Regions from separate parts of the Mus musculus genome. Here all the other regions are linked to region 2. Evidence: chromatin loops called from intact Hi-C (ENCODE). Cell type or tissue: left cerebral cortex. All regions are shown on one strand. Each heading gives the region's core, and the rest is flanking DNA. Links, peaks and the distances in the headings are about the cores only.

Region 1 (7,844 bases), core at 1,611-6,610, 110 kb after region 2:
TTAAATTGAGTATCCACCCTAGAAACATGTATTGCATTTCAATGAGGGTGTTGAGTGTCAGAACTTGAGGTAGGGATAGAACCTAAAAGAAGACCCTGGACTTGTAAAATAATATTAGGCGAGACTAAAGTTTTCCAAAGACCGGGTTATCTGTGTTAGCTTTCAAGAATGAACAGTGAAGCACAAAAGCTTGCATGTTCAGCTACAGAGTTACAGCTGGATTCTGGAGTTCCTGGCTGTAGTTGCTAAAATGGTCCTAGGACCTTCTTGGGGCAGGGGGTGGGGCAGCAAGGATCACTGTAGAGCTTTCAGGTTTCCAGGAGCACTAGTTATCATACTCACTCTTAGGTTTCTTGGCTAAATGTCAGCTCCTCTAAGTCCGCAATTATCCTGTTTCTTTCATAGTAGCTTGTGTGGTGTCTTGATCATCTGTATTTTACAAGAAGGCCAATTTTCCTTCTCTGTGTATATTTCTCACAGGTCCCCAAGAAGGCTGCCTCAGTAGTGTGACTTACGCATCCATGATCCCACTTCAGATGCTGCAGAACTACCTCAGGCTGGTATGTTGGCACTGTCATCGTCACTACTGAGACATCCATCCATCAGGTGGTCCATGTAGACAAGTGTGGGAGCCCACCCACCTCACGTTTCTAAGTTAGGACTTTGTTTCTCCAACACACCCCTCCCTGGCAGGCTGTCCATCACTGGCCTGGATTTCTGTCACTATAACCCACATGTCCATTTCTTTGTCCCAGAGAGACTACCTGTGATGACTAAAGTGCTTTAACTTGGGTAGAAACATATTACCTGCCCCTTAATAAGGATGTGCCATCAAATAATAGACACAGAAAGGAATAGGCATTCATATAAAGATGCCTAATACAATTTAACATTAAGTAAATAAGTTCACATCTGTTGGAATATTGATTTGGCCTCTTTTACAGAAACCAAACAATTAGAGATTAAATAGGGCTGTCTTCGTTAGGGTTTTACAGCTGTGAACATACACCATGACCAATGCAAGTCTTATAAAGGACAACATTTAATTGGGGCTGGCTTACAGATTCAGAGGTTTAGTCCATTGTCATCAAGGTAGGAACATGGAAGTGTCTAAGACAGGCATGGTGCAGGCAGATCTGAGAATTCTACATCTATTCTGAAGGCTTCTAGCAGAATACTGACTTCTAGGTAGCTAGGATGAGGGTCTTATAGCCCACACCCTCAGTGACATACCTACTCCAACAGGGCCATACATACTCCAACAGGACCACATCTTCTATTAGTGCCAATCCCTGTGCCAAGCATATGCAAACCATCACGAGGTCTGAAGTTTATTCTTTTCACATATCTAACTTGCAGCAGGTGAGAGGTCTGGGCATGGTGAACATCCAAGTTCCAGAGTCTCAGCACCATATTCTACTGTTACTGCTTGCAGCCCATTGACTAGTATTTTAAGTCAGCCTCCTACTGAGCTAGCAAATGTGTCTTGCTGTGGTGTAACAGAGTTTCCTGCTCAAACTTGGCAGTATGTTCTTAATAGGAAGAAGAGGAATATGAATATCAAAGAAAGCAGTAAATCAGATACAAAACAGACAAGAAAATATGATACATTTGTTACATACTTAGTAGATGTAGGTGATACAAGTGTTTTTACTTGGTTTGTTTATTTATAACATCCCTACAATAAGTAAGGCAAAGAGAGGTTAAAAGGATCTTATGATCAAAGCAGCATACATAGTCACCGATGGACCCCAAATGTTGGAAGTGCCTAAGGTACCCTGTGTCTGAGTGAGATCTGCTGAAACTACTATGAATGCCATAAAACAATAAGTGAATAAAAGCTCTGCTGGCTCCCTTAGGCAGCCTTTAAAAAAATAGTTCGTTTGGGACTCTTTACACAAGTTGTTTCTGTCACATTTAAATTAATGTTTTGGTAAAGCTATGCACTGATAAAGCTGACCTCGGAGTCTGAACTCACCTTGCACCCTCAGCCAGGGGGAACTTAATTAGGCCTCTCTGTGGGACATTATCACTTTTCTCTTTTTGCTTTTATATGTTTCCTTTCCCTTCAAAGCATCAAATATGCCCAAGAGGAAGAACTCCAGCTAATCCCTTACTTAAAGGAAAGCTGAGGGTATGGCCCCCTGATTGTCAGGAATATGAGCCCCAGGCTGTGAGTATAGCTACTTCCTCTCCCCTCTCCCCTCCCAACATCACCGTATTATCCAAGGTTTTGACCAAGGGTTAAATTGTCTTAATCCAAAAACTATGACAGTTTAAAGATCTTGATGGGTTTTATGTTACTGTCATTCTGATGAGACACCATGGCCAAAAGAAATTTAGGGAGGAAAGAGTTTATTTTGCTCACAGTTACACATAACAATTCATCAAACCAATGAGGGCAAGAACCTGAAGGTAGCAGCTGAATCAGTGACCAGAGAAGAGTGCTGCTCATTGGCTTGCTCAACCTGCTTCTTACAGAACTTAGTACTATCAGCCCAAGGATGACCTTATCCACAATGGGCTGACCTCTCCCCTAAGAATCACTAATTAAGGGTATGTTCCACTGACTTGTTTATAGCTTGATCTTATGGAGACAACTTATAGATCTTGTCCTTTTACCTTAGTGGTTATGGTCTCTTGTTAACCATAGCTAATTCTTTAGTTTCAGCTGAACAGACACCATATATATTCTTTACACAGTAGGCCAGGTAGAGCCTTTGTTTCCCTGTGAAACATCACAAAGCAAACCTCCATTATCTACACTGCTCTCACCATTTGTATCTCCCAAGCTCCCTCATACCAGCTTACTGATCTCTCAACACTCAGTGGTCTTTCTTGCTCAAAGTTCCAGAATCCTTCCATAGTCATCTCCAAAACAACATAGTCAGGTCTCCTGCAGAGATACCCCACTTCTGGTACCAATTTTTCTTGGTTAGGGCTTCTATCAATGTGATGAATCACCATAATCAAAAGCAACTTGGGGAGGGAAGGTTCTATTTCATTCACAGTTCCATGTAACAGTTCACCATCAAAAACAGCAAGGGCCTAAAGGCAGGAGCTGATGCTGCAGTGATGGAGGATACTGCTTCCTGGTTTGCCCAGCCTGCTTTCTTATAGAACCCAGCACTGCAAGTCCAGGAATGGCCCCACCTAAAATGTTCTGGACTCTCCCCTCAAGCATCATTAATTAGGAAATGTTCTTCCCTCCAGCCTTGTGGAAACATTTTCTTAAAAGAGATTTCTTCCTCTCGGAATGACTCTAGCTTGTGTCAAGTTGACATAGAACTAGCCACTACAGTTTATTTTGTAACACTTCATTCTATTAGAGAAATGCCCCATTAAGTTGACAGGGAAGTGTGGTTTGGTAAACATAGAAGAGCTAAAGCTAAGGCAAGAGAATTGCTGTAAATTCAAGGGCAGCCTAGGTTACAAAACTGAGACCCTACTTATCTCAAAAGAAAAAAACCAAACCAAAACAGAGGGGTTTTATGTTTGTTTTGTTAAGAGTGACCTCACAAAATGGTTACAAATCACAAAACACAAAGGAATCAAGTTTCACTTTTCTTTTTAATATTCCAAATGCTAGTTGGATAGATCATTACTTACATTCTAACTCCACTGATAGTTCTGCTCAAATTTCAAGAATTACCAGTCATTGTTATTAATTCTTGTTTTCTCATCGAAAAATGTACAGTTGCATGGCTATTATTTCAAATGTGTACATCACTTACCTGGGAGTGACTTTTGAGATGATAGAAGTTCAGGAGCAGTTTCTGTGACTGAATTGACAGTAACACCCATTCATGCCCCAAAGACAGTAAATCATTTCTTTGAAATTATGTGTCGGGAGAGACTGAAGTGAAATTCCTAGCTGTAAAGCATGACCTTTTAATTGACAGCTATCCCAATTTTTATTGGCAAAGTAATGCCCTATTATTTTTCCAGTCTTTCTCGTGTTTAATGTCTCAGCACAGCTGGCCTCAAACTGTCTCTGGGCAGCAGGTCTTATGCGGACTGTGTATGACAAGTGGAACAGCAAACCAAAGTTGAGGTGTTATTGCTTCAAAATACCACAAATCTGAAGACACAGCTCAGTTTGCACATGGAAAGCAATGGACAACTCCCCATTCTGTGGGAAAACATTATAGAAGGAAAAAATTAAAGAATGGCTGGGCCATTGTTGAGCTTGTTGAATCATTATGCTTCAAAAGCCCTGATTGACATGTGATATGGGACCCCCAACAGGATGTGAAGACCCAAGACTAAATTGGATTAGTATCGGTCATGATAATGAGGCCAGTGTACCTTTACTAATAAGCAAAAGTGTCACACTATAGCAGAATAACTCTGGTGACTGTGACTCAAGTTATAATTTTAGAAGTTGAACTTGATTTCATCATTTTCAAACAGATTTCCTTTTCATCAGCAATTCCATCCAAAACAGTATTAGCTTACCTACCAATCCATCTAACTGTAGAGCCCTCTGCTGGAGGCATGAAGCATAGAGCATGATTTTATATTCTACCTAAGAGTTTGGCCTTTGGGGAAATGTGATATGATAACTCTGAAATGGATAGGTTGTCTTCCTGACAAAGCTTTTCATATGCATACTAGTATCAATGAACTAGTTTTATAACTAGTTGGCTTTCAGTAATTAATTTTGGTTGGTTGCAAATGATAATCAATATACCTATGTATCATTTGATCAAAGGAAACAGTGAGCAAAAGAACTGGTAAGAGCCGGGCGTGGTGGCGCACGCCTTTAATCCCAGAACTTGGGAGGCAGAGGCAGGTGGATTTCTGAGTTTGAGGCCAGCCTGGTCTACAGAGTGAGTTCCAGGACAGCCAGAGCTATACAGAGAAACCCTGTCTCGAAAAACAACAACAACAAAAAGAACTGGTAATACCTGAAATGTAAAGAGATCATGATTAGAAAGTATATTTTAAAATTCAAACAATCAGGACTTTTGTACATTTGTTTTCTCTTTATCTATACAGTAACTTCTTTGTTTATATTTTATTGTACTTCAAGGAGGATATTATAAAGCATAAATGTGAAGAGTTTACTGCTTGTAGAAGAGGTCCATTCAATAAATTTTAAATTGTTTCCTGTCGTTTGCACCCTAAAAAAATATATGTGCTTTAACAGGTGAGGTGTGGCTGTTTGTAGCTCATCTCGGAAGCTGGACCCTTTGCTGTTATATGATTTCAGAGTCAGCCTTCAGGAAGTGTAGACAGCTTGACAGGAGAGTTGTAATGAATAGAGTGCTCTTGTTTTCAGCAGCGAACCAAGATTAAATTGCAAGGCCAGTTGAAAATCTCAGGGGCAGAATGTTCAGTAAATCCTGGAAATCTGTATCCCATTTCACTGGCATGAAACAATCCCTTCCTTGTGAAAGAATTTCTGTTCAGCAATTCAGAGTGATAGGGGATTAATTTGGAGAGCTGGCGAGTACTAGTATAGAATTGCACCTGGACAGCAATTTCTGGTGCACAGTTTACCACTAAGGTGCTTTTTGAAAAAGGACAAAACGTCAGAAAAACAGAGCTGAGGTCTCCATTAGTGAGACCCAAAGACTTCCCTACTGCCTTGGGAATGTTAGGCTCGTTTTCTCTGATTCCTCCCTGCAATGAGCTAGGAAACACTGTCACCCCTTCCTTACTGTCTTCCCGGGGATTCAAAAGTACAAGACTGACACCAGTGAGAAGCCTGAGCAGTTAGGCTCCAATTTGGCTGCACAGTGAGAGTCTCATCTGCTCTATCGATGTGAATCCTTTCATATCCATTAGACAATGTAAAGAAGTGGATGAAGCCTGGTGAGACCATGCTGAGGCCTGAGAGGTGCATTACCCATGAGCACTTTGGTGGGACTGGAGAGAAACAGCTGTAGTTCATCCTTGTGCACTTCTCTGTCTTGTTGCACAGCAGGATCCTGTAACTGTTGTTGGAGCCAATAGTTTAATCAGTGACTTATAGATATGAGTCAGTCATTCACCCAGTGACCTAAGGGGCTTTAGCTAGCAAAGTGAATCCAGGAGTGGCACCCACTTCTTGTGTTAGTGTAACAAATTCCCCATGGTCTTACAGCATTTAAACAATAAAATATTAATGCTATACCTATAGGGAAATACTGTCATTCTGAAGGCTGCTTTAACAAATGTCAGAGATTAGATGGCTTATAATATTTATAGTCACACACCTGGAGGCCAGGATGTTCAAGGCCAAGGCACCAGCAGTACAGTGAGGTGAGGGTCTGTTTTCTGGATCTAGATAGTATCTTCTTACTGTGTTCTAATATGGTAGGAAAGGCAATGGGGATTGCTCTATTACTTTTCATAAGGGCACTGATACCTCCTGTCATAATCAGGGTTGCTATTGCTGTGATGAAACGTTCCACTCAAAATAAGTTCAGGGAGAAGGGGTTTATTTTGCTTATACTTTCATGGAACTATCTATCATAGAAGGAATTCAGGGCAAGAACTCAAACAGGGCAGGAACCTGGTACCAGGAGCTGATTACGAGGCTGTGGGGAAAATGATGCTTGCTAGCTTCCTCTAGATGGTTTGCTCAGTCTGCTTTCTTATAGAATCCAAGACCATCAGCCCAGTGACAGCACCACCCACAATGGGCTGGCCATCTGATATACATCACTAAATAAGAAATTGCCTACAGCTTTGCTTACAGCCTGACCCTATGGAGGCATTTTGTCCATTGCTGCTCCCTTCCCTCAGATGACTCTGCTTCTATCAAATTGACATAAAACCAGCTGGCTCAACTCTTAGGGAAACCATCCCTAATTTACCACCTTAGATCCAGTTATAATTTCTACTTATGCATGGGAGGGGACCAGTACAGATCCTAGCCATTGAAAAACCAGACCAATAAAATATGGGCAATTCTCTAGGCTGCAAAGAAATAAAACTGTGAAATCAATGTGAGCAATTTGTAGGAAAATGTGGACTAGGATGGAAAAGAACAATGTTGGGAAGCAGTTGGGTGAAGTAAGGAACTAGATGAGAAACTGAAGATGCTCTGAGGCTTTACTCAAGCCAGTGGAGAATAACACTGAGATGATGAACAGTAGGATGAACTTACTGATGCCTGCATGAGGCACAAGGCACAAAGCTGTCTGAAGGAGCTCTCTCAACATGCCAACCAGAAGGTCAGAGCTACAATCATGTCATAAGATGGCAGATGCATTCACAAGGAACAAAGAGTAGTATTGTAGTTGTTCCTTAGAAATATAGGAAAGCAGTAGATGGTACCCAAAACATAGTAAAATTTCCTAAGCTAACCAAAAGAATAAAAAAGTCCACCTCTGTAGATTCTATTTAAGATTGAGAAGAAGTGGCCAGAACTAGACAAATCTCGTCATCATTTTTAATGACAGGTATAATCCCACACATTCTCTGTATTCCCACTCATACGTACAAAGGAGAACAATTACTGCTCAGAAATATTCTTCAATTATATTTTTCTCTGATGATTTTTATGGTGCAGCAACTCCTCAGCCTAGAAACTGCACCTCAGCTGTACTTTCCAGAATATCCTCACATTTCTGAAAAACACCTTGCTTCAGTCTCGGTCCTTGCCTGCACAACTGCCATTGCCTTGCTAGGCCACCAATAGCACAGAAAAGAGCTGTGCCAGTACTGTGTCCAGTCTACGGTGTTTGGGATGTGACATTCGCTGGGTAGCTATAGCCACCAGTGTGTACTGAAGGCATACCAACAGCAGAACAGTATTTAACTTCAGAGAAAAGTCACTCATGGCTATCAGAAACCTGGTCTTACATACCCTGACTGCCAGTCCTAAGCTCACCATCACGGGGCCCCTGAAG
Region 2 (7,844 bases), core at 1,287-6,286:
GGTGTACAAACCAAGAGGATAGACGTGTCCAGGCGACAGGGGCTGGCAAATATTAAGGAAGGCACCTCATTGGAGCTAGTGGAAGTGAGGGACAGTTGCTCAATTTTAGATTTATTTCACATCCAGGAGTCTGGCCTCCAGATCGGCTTGTGCCCCACTGTCTAAGCAAAGATTTTGGCCAGCCCGTCGCCTCGAGGGAGGAAGCTTGCTTTCTTTTGCATCCCCCGGTGTTTGGTCCCCTCGACACCAGCGCGAGGCCGCGCATCTCTGGTGCTGGTTCTTGGTCCCGTGGGAGCGACTGGGCTAGCGGGTGGGCGGGGCGCCGCGTCTCCAGCGCGCACAGGGTTAAGCGGCAGGGGCGGCGCGGAGAGGCGGGAGGGGGCGGCCGAGCTCCCGGGCTGAGAGCGCGGCGGCCACAGCCAGCAGCGGGTTAAGTACCGCCCGCGCCGAGAGAGCTGAACCCCGCCGCCGCTCCGAGCTCGCATTCGGATCCGCTAGAGCAGGAAGATGGCGACGGACAGCGCGAGCTGCGAGCCCGACTTGTCCCGCACCCCGGGTGACACGGAGGGGGCCACGGCGGAGGCGGCGGTAACCGAGTTCCCTGGGCGCGGGGAACCGCGTAGACGCGGGCTGGGGTTGGTGCCAGGGTCCCCACTGGACACTCCCCTAGGGGTGCCCGGTCCTTTCCTGGGATGCCTTGTCTTTCTCTAGGGTGCTCCTTTAACTCCCCGAGGTCTCCCTTCCCAAGGGTTTCCCTTCCTTCTCCAGGATATCCCCTCTCTCCTGTTCCTCTTCCCTTGATTACCCATTCCTTCCCCGGGGTGTGCCCTTCGTGTGTCCCTTCCCCGTAGTGTCCCCAGGGCCAGAAGCGGGCTCAAGTGGGGAAACGCCAGCCCCCACCCCCGGGTACTAGGGGCCTGTCGGTCCTTCTGGACACCACACGCGTCCCTGGTGACCCCTTTGCTCACTCGCGGGGTATCTCAGTCTCCATTGTTCACCTCTCCGGGGTGCGGAGCGAACGCCAGTCTCGGGGTGCCTGACACCTCTCAGGGGACCTGGGGTAGCAGAGGCGGGAAGGTGAACCATCGCTAGGCAGGTGTGGGGATGCTCTTTGTGTGTGTGTGTGGGGGGGGGGGGGGCTCATGTGTCTTGGGGAGACTGGTGAGAGAGGCCCCGTAGCGCCTGCACTTTGGGTACTAGCTGACTGCCACTCGCTCAGTCATCTGTAGGGACCTTCTTCCCTAGCTAAAGCGGGATTGAACTGGGTTTTCTGAACCCGGTGTCAAAACATTGTTCCCTTTCCCTGGCGCCTTGACTTGCTTAGGCTCGTACCTGCTCCCTTCTTTGATACTCTAAATGTCTGCATGCACAGACATTCTCTTCTTACCCTGCTGTGGGGTCTTGACCCACAAAGCCAGGTTGGAAAATATTTGCAGGTTGAGGAAGCAGCTCTTGCTAAAGCTGCAAAGACCTGCAAAGAAAGACAGGTCTGGGAGCGCCTCCCACTCTTGGCCAAATCCAACAGCTCTTTTGGAGGAGTGGGACTGAGTGAGCTGAGTATCGCATGGACAACCCCTCAGTGTCTTCCACCTCCAGATCCAAATCCGGGTCTGGGCAGCAGAGGGCAGGAACAGATGTAAACAACCTGAGCTGTTGAATTTCCTCCCACCTCTGGCTTGGAACGAAAAAAAAAAAAAAAAAAAAAAGATGTGGAGGAAGGTACTTGGGTTGATAGCTGCAAAAGGCAGAACACGAGAGGAGGGGAGGGGAAGGGGCACCACTAATCCCCATCGTGAAAGTGGAAGAATCTGGGCTTGGGGAGCTTTTGGGGGAAATTGAGTTTTCCATTCTTTGCTAATAAGAACTTTAAAGATATTTCAAATGAAGCCTTTCCCTTGTGAGCTACTTTCTTTCGGTGACAAGGGAGAAAGGGTCTATTAAAACAAGTCCCTCTGGGAGTTGAAATTATGGACTGTCCTGTTCTCCATGAGGAGGAGGGGGGAAGTGGAGGTGTGGGAGAACTCTATTCTTCTCCCCCAGGAAGGTGGATAGTTTGTTTAATCTACTTAGAAAACACCCCTTTGTGCCCGCAAGATATTTCAAGCACAAGATAAACCAACTCCAGCATGTGCTTTGTGATGTGTGATGTATAGGACTATAAACAAAACTGCATTGTCAGGAAGACTTTTGTTCCAACAAGGTCAGTGTTCCCTGTCAAGTGGTTAGAAATGTCAGGAGCCTAACTCAAATGCGGATAAATTAGCAGCTGGATTTTTTGATTCTTATTAAGTCAAGAAAAAAAAAATCTGGAAAGAACCTTCTTCATGATTCCCAAGGGATCCTGTAGGCTTCCAGCCTGCAATAACAGTACTTACTGTTTTTGTAAAAGTAGCTGTTTACTTTAAGGAAAAATGTTACCTTTTATTCTGTAAAATTGGAATATATATATATATATATATATATTTTAACAAGAAGTTTGCACTTGAAAAAGGAGCTCTTAACATTAGCTACTTGAGTAAACTGGTCTTTATTTATTTATTCATTTATTTATTTCGAGGCAGGATCACATGTAGCTAAAGCCTACCATGAACTCCTCCTCGTAAAGTGCTAGAATGAGAGGCCCTAACCCCCCCCACCCCCCTCCTCCACCCCAATCGCCAGCCTTAGCTGTTTTGTTGTTGTTTGTTTGTTTTTGGTTAAAGAAAACGTACAGTAATTCTGTTTGTCATGATTGTTTTTCATCTAATGGTTAAAAATTAAATCTATATTTTGCTTTTTGCCAACAAAAAACTTTATATATATATATATATATATGTATATGTATATATATACATATATACATATACACACACACACACACACACACATACATTTGGCAGAATTAGGCTAGTGAAGCCTCAAAGCCATTGGCTATTTTTGAAAGTGCATGTTTTCAGAGGGTTTTTTTTTTCCTATTTAGATTGTTGCTTAGTAACTGGCTTAATTTATAGTTTGCAGTTTAATATAATTTCCAGTGGAATGTTTTAAATTTAGTTTGTTATCCTTGTGCTTCGTTGTTTAAATCCTGAAAGCACCCGGAGCTAACAGCTACATTATTCAATAGGATCGTATTAATAGTCTACGCTGTGATCCATGCTGGGAGCCTGGGTTATTTTCAGTACCTCAGCCAAATGCGATGACTTTTATAGGCCATATTGCTATTTCTGCTCAGAATGTAACTCTTTCTGGTAGGCAGTATGGAAAGCAGAGTCTGCTTTGTATTGTCACTGTGGAATTTGGGAGTAAGAAAAAAATGGAGATCCATTTAAAGCTGTATTTGGGGAGGCAACCAGTGCCCCCCCTCCCGGACTTCTGGATTAGCTGATATGCCAAGCTTAGGTGTAGATGTTGCCATGAGGGTGGCAATTACAAGGAATACCGTGGCATCGGGGTTTTTTTGGTTAAAAAACACATCAGTGTTAAACTTTTACATCTGGCACCTTGAAAATTTTGTTTTCTAGGTGGCAATATTGAACAAAAATGCAAAAAAAAGGGGCCTTCTTAGCTAGTTTTGTTTTTTTACTTTTCACAAAATGAAATCATAGTTTTATAGTAGCCGGAGAATGTTGAAAGTTTGATAGAATAATTTAAAAGGGGAATGACATGAACTCAGCACACGTCACTCATCAGTCACGAAGGTGGTAACATCGTGGGTGGGTAGCATCTTTACTGCCTTTGACCTGTCAAAGTATGGCTATGGTAAACTCTGCAGTGTACAGAGGAGTCAAAGACAGGCATAAAAAATGTGGACAGACGTTTTAGGACTGACAATAAGAGAGAGAGTTCCTACTGGAAGGATCTGGAAATGTTTTATGAAAGGCACTGGAGATAGCCCATGATGGAGGACATGTGTGCTGGGCCCTCAGAAAGATGATACGAATGGAGATGGCAGAAAATGTTGTGTAGCCATGACGTTTCTTGAGTTTCCTCTGCAGGCATCCCATGCAAAGGTTCGCAAAGAGGAGTAGAAAGCTGTCACCATTTCAGCTATAGGTTTTAGAACGCAGCTTAGGTTTTGCAAAGTTTGAAAGGTTAGGATGGAGGTATTTTTACATGTTACACTGTTGGTTTTTAAACAATGGCTTACATATTTCTGTTTGCATCTGTTCTGTCTATTTTTACAGCAATTGGTGCTGCTGTTAAATTTCTCATAGGAGTAATTTTGTGTTGAAAAGCGTTTGGCCATTTGTGGTTGAATCCATACGAAAGCTAAATTACCAGTTGGTTCTGTTCTTATGTGTTTCCCATAAGTTTATATGTTGACAAAACATTTTACAGCATTAGTGCTTCTTCAGCAAGAAAAGATAGCTGCTGTTGATCGTGTGGCCATCAATGCTGTAGCGGGGGTAGAGTAGAACCTTTCAGGAGAGTTGTATGAGTTGATTTCTTAAATAAGGCTCATTAGAAGCTCTCATAATTCTTGATGTTGATCAGCTAATTGGAAAATATACTCTGTATTACAAGATAATAATGAAGATGTTGGTCTGTGGTTTATAATAGTAAACGCTGCAGATGTTTCAGGCCTTAAGTCAATAGACAGACTGACTTTCTTCCTGCCTTTCTTCTTCAGTTATGAGCACTGGACATTATGGACAAGTGTTTTTTAACTGAGCTACATCTTCTGGCCTTTGAATTTCAGTTTTTAAACATCTGTTGCTTGCTGTAGGGTGGAGGGTTAGTGTACATGCCATGGCTTACGTGTGCAGGTCAGAGGACAGCTTGGTAGAGTCGGTTCTCTCCTTCCATCTCTGGACCATGGGGCTCATACTCATGTCGTCAGGTTTGGGAGGCAAGTGCCTCTCCCTCCTCAGCCATCTCACCAGCCCCATTTTCATGTCCGTTTTCATTCCCTTTTCTAAGCTGTTCTTCTTAATGACGTAACAATGCTTTCCAGAGTTCTGTTTTCAAAATTTGATTTTCAGTGCTTTTAGTTTTTTTGTTTTGTTTTGTTTTGTTTTGTTTTGTTTTGTTTTTTCGAGACAGGGTTTCTATGTGTAGCCCTGGCTGTCCTAGAACTCACTCTGTAGACCAGGCTGTCCTCAAACTCAGAAATCTACCTGCCTCTGCCTCCCAAGTGCTGGGATTAAAGGTGTGCGCCACCACTACCTGGCTAGTTTTCTTTTCAGTCTCTTGTCTTCCCTGTGATAACTGAGGCTGAGCATGGAATGGTCACATGTTGATGAACATAGTGCTCCCTTCCTGGACTTTTCTAACGTTAAAGTTAATGCCACATCACTCATTAGGATGGTGTCTTAGTTAAGGTTTTACTGCTGTGAACAGACACCATGACCAAGGCAAGTCTTATAAAAACAACAAAAACATTTACTTGGAGCTGGCTTACAGGTTCACAGATTCAGTCCATTATCATCAAGGTGGGAGCATGGCAGCATCCAGGCTGTCATGGCACAGGCAGAGCTGAGAGTTCTATGTCTTCATCCAAAGGCTGCTAGTGGAAGACTGACTTCCAGGCACCTGGGGTGAGAGTCTTAAGCCCACACCCACAGTGACACACCTACTCCAACCAGGTCACACCTATTCCAACAAGGCCACACCTCCAAATTGTGCCACTCCCTGGTCCAAGAATATACAAACCATCACAGGTGGAGAGGAGGGAATGGTTGATAGATGAGAGACAAATTCCTAAAGGTTTGAGCCCAGGAAAAGATTGGACAGAAATGAAGAGATTAGTCAAGGCTTTAGAGTAGTGGACAGGCACATGGGATGTGGGACTCGAATCCAGCTTCACACGTGCCTGGCAGAGATGGAGTCACTTCTCTGCCCAGGGCTCATAGATCTTGCCACCTCAGCTCATTGGGGAAAAGACTTAATTAGATTCCTCTCGACTAATTACCTACTGCAAGACTTATATTACATTTAAAAAGGCTTTGTCTTGGGCTAAAGTGATATTGTAGTCAATGAAGAGCTTGAAACTCACTTAAGAAAGCCCAGCATGGTAATGTGAATTCACTTTAGGGAGGTAGAGACGAAAGGGTTTCTTGGGCTTTGGCAGTCATGGCCAGCCAGGTTATCTGATTGGTGAGATTCAGAAAAATGCTGGAACCTGTCTGTACAAGCAAGGTGCCATCACCCATGGACCATATAAAAGAACACATTTATATTTATCTCCCCTCCCTCTCCCCCTCTCTCTCTCCCATCCCTCTCTCCTTTCCTCCTTCTTCCCCACTTTCTGTCCAGAAGTTACTGTCCAGAGTGTAATGGCTATGGTAGCATTAATGGTGAAGTACTGCCAAGATTTTAGTTGTATCTATTTATTTCTAAGTAACTTAGAAATGACTAAGTTACTACTAAAGACTACTAATGCTGTGTATAGCATGCTGTAGTTCATGTAGAAATAGTGATTTGACTCCAAGACTCTTCTCTTTTAGTAAATAACTAGGTTGGGGATCTATTTGAAGGCTATAGTGAATACAGTATTTATGGAGTGAGGACACAGTTATAATTGATTTTGTTCCAGCATTTCAATATTTCACCAAAAGGGCACCAAGATGATCCAAAGACCCAAGCTCTTCTTCAAATGGGCTTGGTCACTCCAAGACCATCATTTTTGCCTTCTAGGTCCTCATTTATCTGAAAATCATCCCGTTGGCACTTGACACCTGCACATAATCAAGATGCATTATGTGGCGTGTTACAAACTTCTCTGTGGCACTCGTGAGATGTTGAAGGCTTCTCGCTGAGGGGCTGATTCAAGCCTCCTGTTAGGCAGCATGGATATCTGAGATCTGATGGAAAAGTACTTGCTTTTTGTTCTTGTTTTGTTAGTTTTTCTGAAATGGGGGTTCTTTTTTTTTTTCCCTCTGGAGAGAAAATGGAAGAAGAGGAAATCTAAGAGGAGGAAAAGGCCTGTCAGAGCCACTTTTCTGTTTTCCCTTCAGCTTTCTTGTGGTTAAATTTAGCTATGCCCGTAGCCGGGTTCCCTTCCTGGCATTGTCTCATCACTGGTCCCTCCTCCCACACACAGTTGCTTGGCTAGTGTGAAAGTGTTCAGGCATTGCTGCCTGTCTAGAGGTACATGGTGGGCCCTGAGTTCTCACCAAGTCTTAAGGCCTTCCTTAGTTCCTTCCCTAGTGTAGGTTACTCTATGTGACTGACTAAAGGTGCCTCTGGAGGAGCCTGTCATGTTGTGTCTTAGTTGCTTCCAGAGCCAGAGCATGCTTTCTCTTTTGTAAGAGACCCTGTTGGGTGAAAGCATGAGAAGATGTGATATTCTTGCTGTCTTGACAGCAAGTAAGGATGGGGAGATGTTTCTAAAGATGAGTTCATACTTTGGGGAAATGCACAAGGCAGGCTGTGATTAATTGCCACATGAGGAAATGCAGCAGACTGGATGGAAAGGGAAGGGAAAGATTTCTGCAGTCTACAAGAGCTTGCAAGTGTGAAGGTGGCCCTGTTTGCTGAAGAAAGATGAGACCCAAGGGGGCGGGGCAGTGAGAAAAGTGAGTTGAGGAAAGAAAAAGCAGGGGTGAGAGAGTCTCCCCCGCTTTCCCTCTCCTTCCCTCTGCAACACACACACACACACACACACACACACACACACACACACACACACACACACACCTTTCTTTTCCTGTCTTTCTGTTGTTCTGACAGGATCTCACTGTAGCCCAGGCCAACTTGGCTTCAGGCTTTTAGCAACCTGCCTTCAGCTTCCCAAGTGTTTAGGCCAAGGAATGAGCCACCACACCTGGGTATAATTTTTTGAATAGTTTGAAGTCCTGAGGGCCATGTGCTTTTTTTTCCCCCTTGAGAATTCGTATAATTGTTTTAAATTCAGGCTCTAAATG
Region 3 (7,844 bases), core at 1,611-6,610, 240 kb before region 2:
GAATAATAAAAGCCAGAATACAGTAACCATCATTCCCTATTTATAAGAAGCTGACATTTGAAAGAAAAATAATGCTATATTTAGAAGAAATAAGTCTTTTAAAGCACCAATATGTTCTTATTATCTTTCCTATTTGCCTTGGATTAATTATGTATGGGAAAACATATAAGATGAATGTTGAACTTTTTATGTCATCCACGGTTAAGCAAGTATATTGTTTTTAGCAGAGATACACAACTTGGGAAGAATCAAAAAATTATTCCATCAGAAACTCTTTAACTATTTCTGGTAGAGAAAACTTTCATTCTCCAAGTACCAGGGCCATTCTTTCCGCTTTCTGTGCTAGTGAGTGGATATTGATTTGGTAAGGAATAGGAGAGAGGTTATCTCACCAACCAGGGACAAAATGATCTGACATACAAATCTGCCCACCCTTACTTAGACTTCTCTCTCATTGAGCCTTCCATAAGACCCTCAGAATGATAGGAGCCTCTTTTACTCCTATGGGCCTGCACTTTGGTTGTTTGTAATGTATTTCCCCCACATGCAAAGCTGTGAGCATTTTCAGTATTTAACATTCCCTGTATCAGCAACCCAAAGTTTATCCTTAAGACACCAGTCTAATAGTTTATCCTCTCTTGTCTCTTAGACTCTGCCTCCTCCATTTTCAGAACAGGACAAGAATTTGATCCCATGCTCTCCCCACACTAGTACAGATCTAAATTGGCCCTGTTACTGGTTCTGTGGCACAAGTAATGAAGTACATTAAAGGCTGATGTCCACGATGCATTCTTGGGACAGAAATAAGCAAACACTGATAGAAATGGCATAGCTATTCAGAGATATCTCATGTGCAAATGTCCAAATAGATACATTGAATTGAACAAAATGTGTAGCTGGTCATCATTTGTGACTCCTAAAGTAGGAGTGGCAGCTGTCTTTGATTACATTGCCTACCCTTAGATCCTTTTTCCCCAACTGGACTGCCATGTCTAGCCTCTATGGAAGAAGATGTACCTAGTCCTACTGCAACTTGATCTGCCAAGGCTGGTTGATATCCATGGGCGGCCTCACCCTTTCTGAGGAGAATGGAGGAAGAGGAAGGGTGTGTGGATAGGGATAGAGAGGTGATGAGGTGAGAGAGAGAGAGGGACTAGGAGGAGAGAGGGGGTGGGAAGCTGCAATTGGGACTTAAAGCAAATAAATAAATTAATAAAAATAGAAAAGAAATCTGTATCTATCCTACACTCATGTTCCAAAAACAGGTGACTGAAGGTGATTTCAATATATGCACTTTTAATGTTGTTTATACTGATTTTAAGTTGTAAAACACTTGCTTTAAGTGAACTAGAAAACTGGCATTCACTTAAAGAGGTTCCAACTCCTGGCATTCCTTCTAGACTCTGTCTCACAGTTACCTGGCAACAGCCAGGTATGCCTGACTCACTATAAAAGGAGCTGCTTCCCCCCTCCTCACTCTCTTGCTCTTCTTACTCCCTTCCTCTCTTCGCTCTCTGTTTCTACTAACCCCTCAACTCCATGCCCTCTCCATGCCCTAAATAAACTTTATTCTGTACTATACCGTTGCGTGGCTGGTACCTCAGGGGGAAGGGATGCCTTAGCATGGGTACACAGAGGCACCCCCTTATCCCACACATACTACGGCTCTACCAAACATATCCCTGGCTTCTTTGTTATAAAACACAACAACATCTACATGCTTTTTTGTAATCATAACCTTAATTTGAAATTAAATTTCAAATTAGTTTTAATTTAAAAATCTAATTTGAAATTGTTGCAGGAAATATTTAAAAAAAAAAAAAAAAAAAAAAAAGCACACCAACTCTCTGCCGGGGCAGGACCATGCTCCTGTGCGCCTGTCTCAGCCATTACCTCTCTTTAGCTAGCCCCTGCAGCATCTGGCTCACTTGTCCTGGGGGCCGCTAGTTCTTCCTCAGCCATAAACCCATGTAGTCAGCAATACCACATTCCAATAACTAAATGAAACTGCCAACCTCATGGTTATATATGACAATAACCAATAACCCAATAACTCAGTAAAATCAAGACTCTTAAGCTTATAGTTAACCAATTAGATTTATGTATCAATAATCACAATTTTCAAGACGCCAATACAATAATTTCAGAGCCAATTAATAATGATAAAAGCTTTATCCAAATATTTCTAACCTTGTGAAATCATAGCTATTTGTGGCTGGTAATCACCTCACAGGTTAATGTCAGCAGACATCTTCCTTCTTCTCTCACCCCCCCCCCCCCAGATGCTCTCTGTCTCTGCAACTCTTAGCTCCACCTCCCTTTCCTTGTCTAGTCACAGGCCTTCTCTGCACTAATGTAACTGGACAGGGAAAATCCTGTGACATGAAATATTTGCTGTTAGCAGTTGTAATTATTTGAGTGGTTAGTCTCCCCTCTATGTTGATAATACTTGTTTATAATAAAAATTATATGTTCTAGCTAGCCCATATAAAAAACACACCATCCTGGTATTTTATTTATAAGCTGTCAGCCTGGATTGGGCAGGGTTTGAGCTATTCTGACTTACATCCCAGACAAATGTCTCTTATTACTTTATTTCTCCTGACCATGTGCTTATGGTCCATTTGCTCTCATGGTAGCCTCCTCCTCTCTTTGTATCCTTTTTCCTTCTCCCTGCTGTTCTCTCTTGAAAGCCCCCACTCATCTTGCCTTTCTGTCTCTACTGCCCAGTCACAGGTTTTAGCATTTTATTGACCAGTTATCCTAGGCAGCAAAGTTTACACAACAAAAGCTGGTGTACCTGAGAATTTGCTCCTCTGTGGAAACCAGATCTTAGGGGCCAGGATTTAGGATTTGAGTACATACCAGCAGCACCAAACCAACCCCAACATTTCCCCCTTTTCATGTAAATAAAAAAGGCTCTTTCTCTTACAGTGAAAATCTCCATGTAGTAGAATGGAGGATGAGACTGGAGGGAAAGGCCAAGTACAGCCGGAGTAGAAACAGTGGTAAACCAGTACGGAGGTGGGATAAGGGGCTCCCTAATAAATGTTAATGCAATTGTGGAGAGAGTGGGGAGAGGGGTGGGAGAGCATTAGTGACAGGGAAAATAAGGAATCAAATTCTAGAGAATGATCAGTCTTATTCACCTTCTATTCTCACTGGCCTCACCAGTGAAGCTCCTTCCTGCTGGAGCTGAGGTCACTGCACCCAGCAAAGACCTTCAAAGGACTAAGCAACACAGCTTACTGCTGCTTGCCAACTGTTTCATTAGGCTCATTGATTTTCTTTTTTATCATAAAATTTACTTACAGCACCAGAGTGTTGAATTATCCTGTTTTTCCCCACTTTCTTATCAAGTGATGCAATATTGCTAAGTATTAGCTAAATTTTTAAATTATTTATTTTTTGAGATTGTAATATAAAGACATTATTTTCCCCTACATTTTCCTCACTTCAAATCCTCTTGGCTCATTTTTATAAACATGCTGACAGACTGGATAATGTCTACAAGGCTTCAACATACACAAGAACTACAGACAACAATGGAATTGAGAGTGTGGGAGAAAAAGTCTTCCCCAGGGAAGAGCACAGTAATCAGTCACCTAAAACGTAGTGGTCAGTACGCAGAACATATATAAAAGTAATATTGTATAGACTAAGCAGGGTGTTCATATCTAAAATTTTGTTATGAGTATATGTATATATATGGATATATATACAGATATGGATATATATATGGATATGTGTGTATATGGATATATATATATATGGATATGTGTGTATATGTGCATGTATGTGTGTTTGTAATGCAAAAAGGTCATGATTTTGAAGTCATTCTTAGGAAAAATGCAAAACGAGTTTGTAAAACATTCTAAATGTAGGAAGTTAAGGGAGCAGAATGGAGTGATTGTAATTTATTTCTACATCTACCAACAGAAACTCAATCTGAATTGAACCCCCAATCTTTGTAGACAAAGCATACCATTTGAAAGTCTGGATTTTTAATATTATTTACCATAGCCTCATATATTTTCATCCCCTTGAAAAAAATATATACGCATAAAATATTTCATTATTGACCTTTTCATGTACACCATTGTGCTTTGCTCATATTCACCCACAGTCCCCAATCCCACTATCTAGATGATCTCTCTACGTACCCTTTGCCAAATAGTTTCCCTTTATTTGACCTAGAGAATCTGCTTAAAATTCCAATCATGTCAGTTGGACATTGCAGGAAAATCATGTTTTGGGAGGTTTTCTTCCCTCTACACCCTGTGACTGGTGTATTCGTAGGCTTCCTAAGCTGGGGGTGGTCTCCCTACTCTCTCTTGCTCTCACTCTTGTTCCCTTTCTTTCTCTTGTGCTCTTTCTCCTGCTGCTCCCATGGCTGCAGGGAGGTCCAGATGGTTGGTGGGAGAGGATGGGGGAGGCTGAGAAAAGTATTCTTTTAAGCACAGTAAGAATTTATTTTCACTGTATTTGATTGGTGGTCTGCCTGTTCAGAGAGTGACGTAAGGCTCTCTTGGGTCTCATATAGGTAATCAAAACCACCTTTTCCAAATTCAATAGGAATGAGATAATTTAAATTTATAAACCTATAATACAGACATTTTAGCTGCAAGTATAAAGTGATATAACCATAACAACTCAATTTGCACAAAGAAAGCTGACTTTGCCAGAGGATTCCACATACATTCAATATTTCCAAAAGCTAAACATTACAAAGTATTAAAAAGTAACTTCAGTGTTAGGTCATTTAAATCATCCTGTATTGAGTTTTTATATAAAACAGGTATTTCTAATGTAACTTTTCATTCTGAGAAATAATGAATGCTTTAACGATGTCAAGGTTTGCTTTTTAATTAAAAAAGAAACAAATTTAACTTTACATTAATATTTACTATAAAACATTAAAATTTGTGACAATACAAAATTAGAAGTTTTTGAAAAATCATACAATATTACCACTGAGAAATAAATACTGCTTATATGCAGCTGAACACCTCACAGAAGTCCTTAGGGCCTGGAGAGGTGACAACAGGTACTGTTCCTCATGAGGATCTGAATTTGACTCACAGGTCCACCCGTTTCTCTCTAGGCCAGAGGCTCTGTAGTCACGTTCTCTTATCTCCACACACTTCAACGTAATGAAATCTTGATTAAAACAAAACTCATGCAAGTAATACAATTACCATGATTTTACTGAATTATTATTTTGTCTTTTTTAGGTTTTATAAAATCTGTGTGTGTGTGTGTGTGTGTGTGTCTGTGTGTGTGTGTGTGTGTGTCTGTGTGTGTGTGCGTGCGTGTGTATGCACATGCTTGCGTAATCTCAGATATATGCAACATCTATTGGCTTTAGGAAGACTCCAGGGATTCTCATTCAGGCACTAAGACTTACATTTTAAGTGCTTTACATACTGAGCCACACCATCCTGAATGATTCTTTAATTTTTTAATGTTATCATAAAATGTGTGAGAATATAATTTACTGGAGATGAGAGACCACGGGCTCTGTATACCCTTGGTGTTCCAGTCTGTCTTGTTGCAGAACCATGCAGACACTTTTTCCATGAGTGGTTATATTAGTCACAATAGTAGCCATTTGTCTAGAGGTAGAGCAATCACAAATTCTCCTCTGATTGGTTATCTTCACAGAAGTCTCCCTACCCAACTTGCCATGTTTTCCCTCAGTAAAGGGTGGGAAGGACAGAACTGGACAACAGTGGCTTTGTGCTGCTTTTCTTTTCCCATGCAAGGACATAAAAGTTATATTAAAATAATTTTATCTTCTTGGGATGTGAAGTGTTACAATTGGAAGTCATTCAAAATGAAAATAGTACTCTTTATGGTTTTTTCCATTGAAGGGATTGAAGGAAAGGAGATAATTACTATGGGACTAAGGATTTATTCTCTGCCAAGGGAGAGGGGGGCACTGAAAAGATATTGAAAAAGGTAGGAAACTTCTTGAAATTCCAAAGGGGTAACAGCATAAATAACATGACTATCTTTACTGAGAAGTTTCAAGGGAATGAAATCTATATTTTCGTAGATTTTTAAATGGGATCAGGGAATAATGAGAAGTAGGGAGGGACAGGGAAAAACAAAAGTAGAATCCATTAGAGAAGAGAGAAGAGGAGCCAGGTCCACTAGCTCCTGACACCTCAAGCAGGTTCCCTTGTGTGAATAGTGGGCCTGAAACCCTAACTCCAGGACATTGTTCTTTTTCATGGTGTGTGCATGTGCGCGTGAACACACACACACACACACACACACACACACACACACACACAATTTGCTCCAAGATTTTTTTGCATCTAGTTTTTTATATGCATGGGTATATGCTCGCATATGTGTGTGTGTGTGTGTGTGTGTGTGTGTGTGTGTGTGTGTGTGTGTGTGTGTTGCATATGTGAGTACTGAAGCCAGAGGTCTTTGTCACTTGCTCACATTTTATATTCTGAGACAGACTCTCTCACAGAACCCAGTACCCAGCACTTACAGACTGAGTGGCCAGAAACCTCTTGGGAGTCCACCTTTCTCCCTTTCCTCTTCACTAGAATTTGAGATGCCTACAAAGAGCCCAGATTTTTTTTTCATACAGATTCTGGTGGTCCCTTACTAGTGAGCCACTTACCTAGTGAGCCATCTCCCCAAGTCTACACTGTTTTGTTTTGATGCTCAGTATTGAATTCCCATTTTTCATATGTCCTTGTTTCTGTTTACCAAAGAACATTAGATTAAAGCCTTAAATATGAACTTCTGGATACAAATATCTGAAGAAGAGTAAATGTGATGAAAGGCCATAATGGTATCCCATGTCTCTCCAGTATGCACTTCAAGTTTCTGTTCAAATCAAGTCTCCAGTCTTCCCAGGCACTGATTTTTGTTCAACTTTGTAAGGATGACTGCTAGACAAAGAGCAACGCAGGCCTGGGTTATAATTCTATTGCAACTTTTACTCTCTAGTATCATGTTTCAGCAATATTGACCCATGTAAATTATTTAGTGATCTTGAAACGAGAATCTTGAAAGACTTTTGAATAGCTTATCACAATTCCCATCAAATGACACCATTAAAATGACATTTTTATGGGAATTTTAACCAAATCAAAGCAAGACAAATCAAGTCCTTCTTGGTGACCAGCTTAGACAGCTGATATTTGACAAACCCTGGTGGGTCTTGCTTTTTTATAGGAACTAAAATAGCAATTTAACATCTTGGACCTTTCATAAATAACAAAATCATCCAATACACTTTAATGTATAGCTCTAGCTGAATTGAAAAGCCTGCAGAAAAGCCAAAGCCCAGAAAGCCATCATACTGTTCCTGGGGTAACCATATACTCTGAGTTTTATTTCCTAATTTAAGGGATAATTAAATCTACTCTAGTGGGTGTCACTTCTACTCTTCTCTTTTATGCAGACACAGATGTGCTCAATTTTTCTGCTTGTTTTCAGGACATTTTTTGCTTCAAAACAGGAAAGTAAGTGGGACAACACTAGTAATTGTCTATTCTTCTTGGAAATAATAAAAGTACTATGTTGTTGATATTTCTCTAGTGTCTTTAAATATTGCACAAGAATATTTATAGAAACAGTTTTTCTATAACTTCAGATTTACAGAAAACCTACAAGACTAGAATAACAATGTCTTCATCATTTGCTCATATTTTCAAGTTAGCTTTTAGTATATTACTCCTATCAGCAAGACTTTTTCTGCAAACATTTTGAAGTACTTAACATTAGTTGCCAATAAGATACAATTTTAACTCAGTTGACTTTGGGGCCACATTCTCTCTCCCTCTCCCTCTCCCCCTCCCCCTGCCCCCTCCCTC

What was found. Peaks named below come from ENCODE experiments on the same cell type or tissue, not always from the same donor. Only the 100,000 strongest peaks of a DNase experiment are listed, where the experiment ranks them.
Region 1: a loop joins it to region 2, with 2.5 times the contacts of the local background. A loop is called at or near these places in 7 of 42 quality-filtered maps.
Region 3: it touches region 2 in a loop (3-fold over the local background); 2 of 42 quality-filtered maps call a loop at or near these places.

Annotation. Positions count from the first base shown.
Region 1 is chr6:18,397,900-18,405,743 of GRCm38, reverse strand. Cttnbp2 (cortactin binding protein 2) reads left to right here. Exons shown (of 23, transcript NM_080285.2): 12 at 481-560. Among named protein-coding and RNA genes, the nearest start is that of Gm40356, 34 kb to the left of the region's middle. In left cerebral cortex, for the core only: a CTCF peak has its summit at 4,489 (motif pointing left); a DNase peak (open chromatin) is centred at 4,485.
Region 2 is chr6:18,507,399-18,515,242 of GRCm38, reverse strand. Cttnbp2 (cortactin binding protein 2) reads left to right here and starts at 374. Exons shown (of 23, transcript NM_080285.2): 1 at 374-588. The coding sequence starts at 508. In left cerebral cortex, for the core only: no CTCF peak of the experiment used is centred there; DNase peaks (open chromatin) are centred at 1,509, 2,032 and 3,173; H3K4me3 peaks cover 2,764 bases; H3K27ac peaks cover 2,775 bases.
Region 3 is chr6:18,745,644-18,753,487 of GRCm38, reverse strand. No RefSeq gene overlaps it. Among named protein-coding and RNA genes, the nearest start is that of Gm23648, 22 kb to the right of the region's middle. In left cerebral cortex, for the core only: no CTCF peak of the experiment used is centred there; a DNase peak (open chromatin) is centred at 4,395; H3K27ac peaks cover 271 bases.